Linked DNA regions of Homo sapiens: region 2 is linked to region 1. A link is a loop called in an ENCODE intact Hi-C map of the cell type or tissue named here. Cell type or tissue: PC-3. All regions are shown on one strand. Links, peaks and the distances in the headings refer to the core of each region. The heading gives the core; the rest is flanking DNA. Region 1 has its middle 5.3 kb from the start of CDC42SE2. Region 2 overlaps LYRM7 (LYR motif containing 7).

Region 1 (2,927 bases), core at 296-2,795:
TTATTATTATTTTAGTAGAGAAGTGTTTTCACCATGTTGGCCAGGCCGGTCTCAAACTCCTGATCTCAAGTGATCTGTCTGCCTCGGCCTCCCAAAATGCTGGGATTAGAGGTATGAGCCACCGTGCCCGGCCTCATGATGAACTTTCTTTATGAAAGCAACATGTATATCTCTGTGCTAGGAGGAAGTGGCAAGATTTCTGTTCCACTTGCTAATTTTTTTTTTTTTTTTTGAGACAGAGTCTTGCTCTGTCACCCAGGCTGGAGTGCAGTGGCACGATCTTGGCTCACTGCAACCTCTGCCTCCCAGGTTCAAGCGATTCTCCTGCCTCAGCTTCCCAAGTAGCCAGGACTACAGGTGCGCACCACCATGCCTGGCTAATTTTTTGTATTTTAGTAGAGATGAGTTTTCACCATGTTGTCCAGGCTGGTTTCAAAGTCCTGAGCTCAGGCAATCCACCTGCCTTGGTCTCCCAGTGTTTTAGGATTACAGGGGTAAGCCACCGCGCTCGGCCCCACCTGCTAAATTTAAGGGCACCAAATCTCCCGGTGCTTTGAGACCATCTAACAAGATATTCCGTTTCTCCTCTTCCTGGATTCCTGGTGAACCAAAGAGATGGGAGACCCCCTGGTGCTTGCTGAATGGCTTCCTAACACACACTGGTGCTAGTTCTGCTCGTTCTTCCGTGCTAAGGGGCTTCCTCAAGATACGGGGAGAAGTATCCTCTCCTCTGCAGCCCTGGTGCTGAGTCTTAATTGCCAGCAGAGTCCACTCCCTCTTGTTATCTGCCTTTTGGACTTCATCTTTCCCCACTCTTGTATGCCAGCCTGCCAATACTCAACTCAAGATCCATTGTGGTTCTTGCTTTCCCTGGGAACACACCTTTAAGATGTCAGTTTCTGAACTTTTGCTCACTAAGCTTTGTGCTTCCTAAATTAGTGCCACATCCCCTTTCTCTTTATTGTTTTTTTTTCTGTGTGAAATCTACCACAAGCTTTATCACCATTATTGTTTACTTGTTAAGTCTCTTTTAGCTGACTCATATTTTTAACTTTAACAAACATATAAAGGAAACTTGTATTACTACCATATATGTAAAATTGGTATTACTTGCCATATATAGATGTTAGCTGTTTAAAAAAAAGAAAAAGGAGTTCTTGGTTACTTAGTCTGTAACTTGACATAGCAGAGTGACCCCAAAGGCTCCCTTCCTCTTATCTTGTTGTCCCCAGAGGCATTTTGTTACAATTCCTAACTTTTTTTTTTGAGGTGAGGGGCTGCAATGCAATTGGATCACAGGCTATGTATTGAAGCTAGCCAAGCTGCATGTACCCTAATTTACCTCTCTCCATCCTTCCACTTCCCATCCCCAGTGAAGTGTATCACCTAAAATCATCTCCCACACCACGAGAGGTGTGCAATACATAGTTTGGGAAACACTGATCTGACTACCTTCTTCACAGAGACCCACCTCGAATTCCTTTCCCTTTGAAAAAACTTTTCTAACTAATTCAGACCTCAGTGATCCCCTCAACCACATTCATAAAGCTACTGTGTCTATTTATTCAAATGTTGATGTGTGACATTTCATTAAAGACAAAGACCATGCTTTATACTGAATTTTTCCACAGCACTCGGTATGCTACCTGGCAAACAGCAGGCATTCAATGAATATTTGTGGTTTGATGAGCAGCAAGGGTCAGCCACAGGTAAGAGTGTAAAGCAAAGTTTGACTTAGCTTGCCTTCCTATCTTTGGCTGCTTCAGTCACAGAAAGGGCCACTGTCCATGATTATTCTGACAGTTGGTTATTTTCTCCTTTCTCAATAAATTCCACAATTCCTGATTTTTCTCAATCTTCCCAAATCACAATTCATGTGCCATATGTCTCATTACCTTATTGACTAATTAGCTAAGATATCTGGGGTTTGCCATTAGATTTTATGATGCTTGCCTGTACCTTATAATTTTTTTGGTATCTTCTATCACACTAAAAACAGACCATGTATACATAATATACACTCAATAGATATACTGTATGTTGTATACATAAACAAATACATGTTGAATAATTTGTTTCTTGGAGTATGCCTGTTATATCTTTAGGAAAAAAATACTAAATTCCAAAAGTAATTTATATAACATTGGTCAAGTGGATTTACTAAGTTTGCTATTAGTTAATGTTCACAGCACAAGTATAGAAAGCTTTGTAGTTCTGACTCAGAAAAATAACAATTAAATCTTCCCTCTGCCTTTCCTCTTTCTTTTGATTCACTTGACTCATTCAGATGTTCCTATAAAGAAGCAATTTAAGTCTCTATAGCTTTACACAGAACTGGTGGTTTCTTCTCTTGTATCCCAAGCAGTTAGTACATACATCTAGTTAGGAATGATCATCTAATTTATCAGCAGACCTAGACACAACTGAGAATGAAAGAAGACACAAATAACTCTTAAGCCAGGACAAGAGATTCCTGATAAATCAGGAAATATGGTCATACTACTTTGAATGTAGTTATCTATTAAATGTGTCTCTTGTCATTCAACTGTAAAGCTGTGTTAAGTTTGAGCCTTATTTCTCTTAGCTTCCTTTGTTGCCTGGAATTGTGTCTGGCACGTTGTGGTGGCAGAAGAAATGTTAGTGCCCCTTTAAAAATGTTCATTTATTTAAACATTATACTATATTGATGTAGAACTCATACCATCCCATTTGGGGCCTTTTATGAGCCATTTTCTCAGTATTACAAATGTAGAACAATGAGCTTAATTATATGCTTGTGTAATGATAATAACTAGCTTTTACCAGCACAGCCTGTTCCAAGGCTAAGGCTAACGATTTTACTTGAGTTCTCTTATATATTTCTCACAACAGACCTCACAGGTAGGTAATATTATTGGTCTTATTAAACTAGAAGAAAAGATAGGTTT
Region 2 (2,927 bases), core at 312-2,811, 71 kb before region 1:
GTCTGAAACTCAAAGAGAGTAGGTGATTAACCCAAGGCCATACACTTAATGACACAGCCAAAGTTGGAGTTCAAGTGTTCTGAACATCTAATTCTATAAAAGAAAGATTCAACTGCCCTCCCAAAAATGTGCATTTTAAACACACTTAAAAATACACATTGTAACAAAAAATACTCTAAATCTGTTTTGGAAGAAAATATAGAATTGATAGATAAAAGTTAAAACTATATGCATATCTGAGCTTTCTATACTAGTTGGAATGGTTATAAAAAGTTAAAAGCAGTACCGTAGTCCCCCTTTATCATTGGGGAATACATTTTAAGATCCTCAGTGGATGCCTCAAATCTCTGATAGTACCAAATCCTATATACTATGTTTTTATTATATATACTTTCCTATGATAAAGTTTAATTTATAAATTAGACACAGTACTCTTGTGCTTTGGAGCCATTATTAAGTAAAATAAGAGTTACTTGAATATAAGCACTGCAGTGTGGCAACAGTCAATCTTGATAACCGAGATGGCTACTAAGTGACCACAGGTGGACAGTGTATACAATATGGATATGCTGGACAAATAAATGATTCACATCCCAGACAGGCTGGAGCAGATGGCATGAGATTTCATCATGCTACTCAGAGTGACATGTGATTAAAAACTTATACATTATTTATTTTGGGAATTTTCTATTTAATATTTTCAGACCACAGTTGACCACGGATAACTGAAACTGCAGATAAGGAGAAACTACTGTATTACTTGAAAAGAAATTATAGTAAAACTATCGTTTTCAAAAACAGTACATTCATATGAAACACCTAAAGGACTTACTCTATTTGTTTGGTTTTCTTAACAGCTAATGAAAATAGGTTCTGATGTTGAATTATTACTCAGAACATCTGTTATACAAGGTATTCACACAGACCACAATACACTGAGTAAGTAAAATTAAAGAAAAATGGTTTCTAACTGCAATGTGTTTTAAAATATTGAATAATTATAGCACATGTAATGCTGAGTGATAAAACAGCTTGATTTTGCCAGACAATATGGTATATAGCATATATATTTTACAAGGTTATAGTCTATAAGACTGAATTATGAAACTTTGTTTTGCCACATTTGTTTCAATTTTTATTTTTTATTTTTATCTTCTTATATTTCAACACTAATTATGAAGACAGTACAACTATATATTTTTATCATATTTATTTACAGTTCTTAATTTTTCTGGCATCATTTATCACTTACCTAGACTATTTCTTTACCTTTTACTCTATAATGAGTTTTGTTTTTTGTTTTTTTGTTTTTGTTTTTTTTTTGGGTTTTTTGAGATGGAGTCTCACTCTGTCGCCCAGGCTGGAGTGCAGTAGTGCGATCTTGGCTCGCTGCAACCTCCACCTCCTGGGTTCAAGCATTTCTCATGCCTCAGCCTCCCAACTAGCTAGGACTACAGGCACACACCACCCATGCCCAGCTAATTTTTGTATTTTTAATAGAAACAGGGTTTTACTTTGTTGGCCAGGCTGGTCTCAAACTCCTGACCTCAGGTGATCCACCTGCTTCAGCCCCCCAAAGTGCTGGTATTACATGCATGAGCCATTGCACCTGGCCTATAATTAGTTATTTTAATTCAGAAGATTTAGGATTATAGGAAATGGAAATATAGTTGAGGATCCTCCATCATATCTCGAGACTCCAGATGGTGCTTCAGCAAAATCTCATTTCACATAATATTTTGTTTTTATTCTCTAAAGTATCTTTGGGGACAGTAACAACAAAAAGATGACATTCAAAATTGTTGGCCAGGTGCAGTGGCTCATTCCTGTAATCCCAGCACTTTGGGAGGCCAAGGCAGGAGTCTAGATTGAGCCCAGGAGTTCAAGACCAGCCTGGGCAACATGAAAAAACCCCGCCTCTACAAAAAATACAAAAGTTATCAGGATGCAGTGGTGCACACCTGTAATTCCAGCTAGTAGGGAGGCTGAGGTGGGAGGATCACTTCAGCCCAGGAGGTTGAGGCCTTAATGAGCCGCGAGTATGCCACTGTACTCCAGCCTGGGCGACAGAGTAAGACCCTGCCTCAAAAAATATATATATTGAAAGGCTTTGTTTTTTAAGCAGACTATGGAAGTATAACATACAAACAAAAAAGTACTCAATTTGTAATTGTATAGCTCAGTGAATTTTCATAAAATGAAATACCCATGTAACCAACATGTAAAACAAGCCACATGTAAAAAAAAAAAAAAAAAAAAATTGGCCTTTCTGATGGATATGTGGTGGTATCACATTGTGATTTTAATTTATATTTCTCTGGTAACTAATGAATGATGAGGACCTTTTCAGTTGTTTAGTGGACATTTGGATATTCTTTTTTATGAAGTGCCTGTTTGAGTCTTTTGTCCATTTTTCTAAGGGGTTGTCTGCCTTTTTATTGTTGATCTAAAGGATTTCTTTGTATGTTCTGAATATAGAAATTTGGTGGGTATATGTATTACAAGAATCTTCTACTTTGTGGCTTTCCTTTTCACTTTGGTAATGTTATCTTTCTGTGAGAAGTTCTTAATGTAGTCATATTTATGGATTTCTTAATAATTAGTGCTTTTTAATTCTATTAAAGAAATCTTTGACTAGCTCAAGCAAGATCGTGAAGAGATTCTCCTGTGCTTTCTTCCAAAAGCTTTATTGTAGGCTGGGTGCAGTGGCTCACACCTGTAATCCCTGCACTTTGGGAGGCCGAGGCGGGTGGATCACTTGAGGTCAGGAGTTCAAGACGAGCCTGGGCAACATGGTGAAACCCCATTTTCACTAAAAATACAAAAACTAGCCAGGCATGGTGGCGCATGCCTGTAATTCCAGCTACTCAGGAAGTAAGGGAGGAGAATCACTTGAATGTGGGAGGCAGAGGCTGCAGTGAGCCAAG

The links. Hi-C counts contacts between places; a loop is a spot of excess contacts. Peaks named below come from ENCODE experiments on the same cell type or tissue, not always from the same donor. Only the 100,000 strongest peaks of a DNase experiment are listed, where the experiment ranks them.
Region 2: it touches region 1 in a loop (4-fold over the local background); 40 of 110 quality-filtered maps call a loop at or near these places.

The regions. Positions count from the first base shown.
Region 1 is chr5:131,257,264-131,260,190 of GRCh38, forward strand. It overlaps a transcript of CDC42SE2 not described here. Among named protein-coding and RNA genes, the nearest start is that of CDC42SE2, 5.3 kb to the right of the region's middle. In PC-3, for the core only: no CTCF peak of the experiment used is centred there; a DNase peak (open chromatin) is centred at 1,668; H3K4me3 peaks cover 923 bases; H3K27ac peaks cover 971 bases.
Region 2 is chr5:131,186,171-131,189,097 of GRCh38, forward strand. It overlaps LYRM7 (LYR motif containing 7), which reads left to right. Exons shown (of 5, transcript NM_181705.4): 4 at 858-939. Among named protein-coding and RNA genes, the nearest start is that of LYRM7, 17 kb to the left of the region's middle. In PC-3, for the core only: no CTCF peak of the experiment used is centred there; no DNase peak of the experiment used is centred there; H3K27ac peaks cover 499 bases.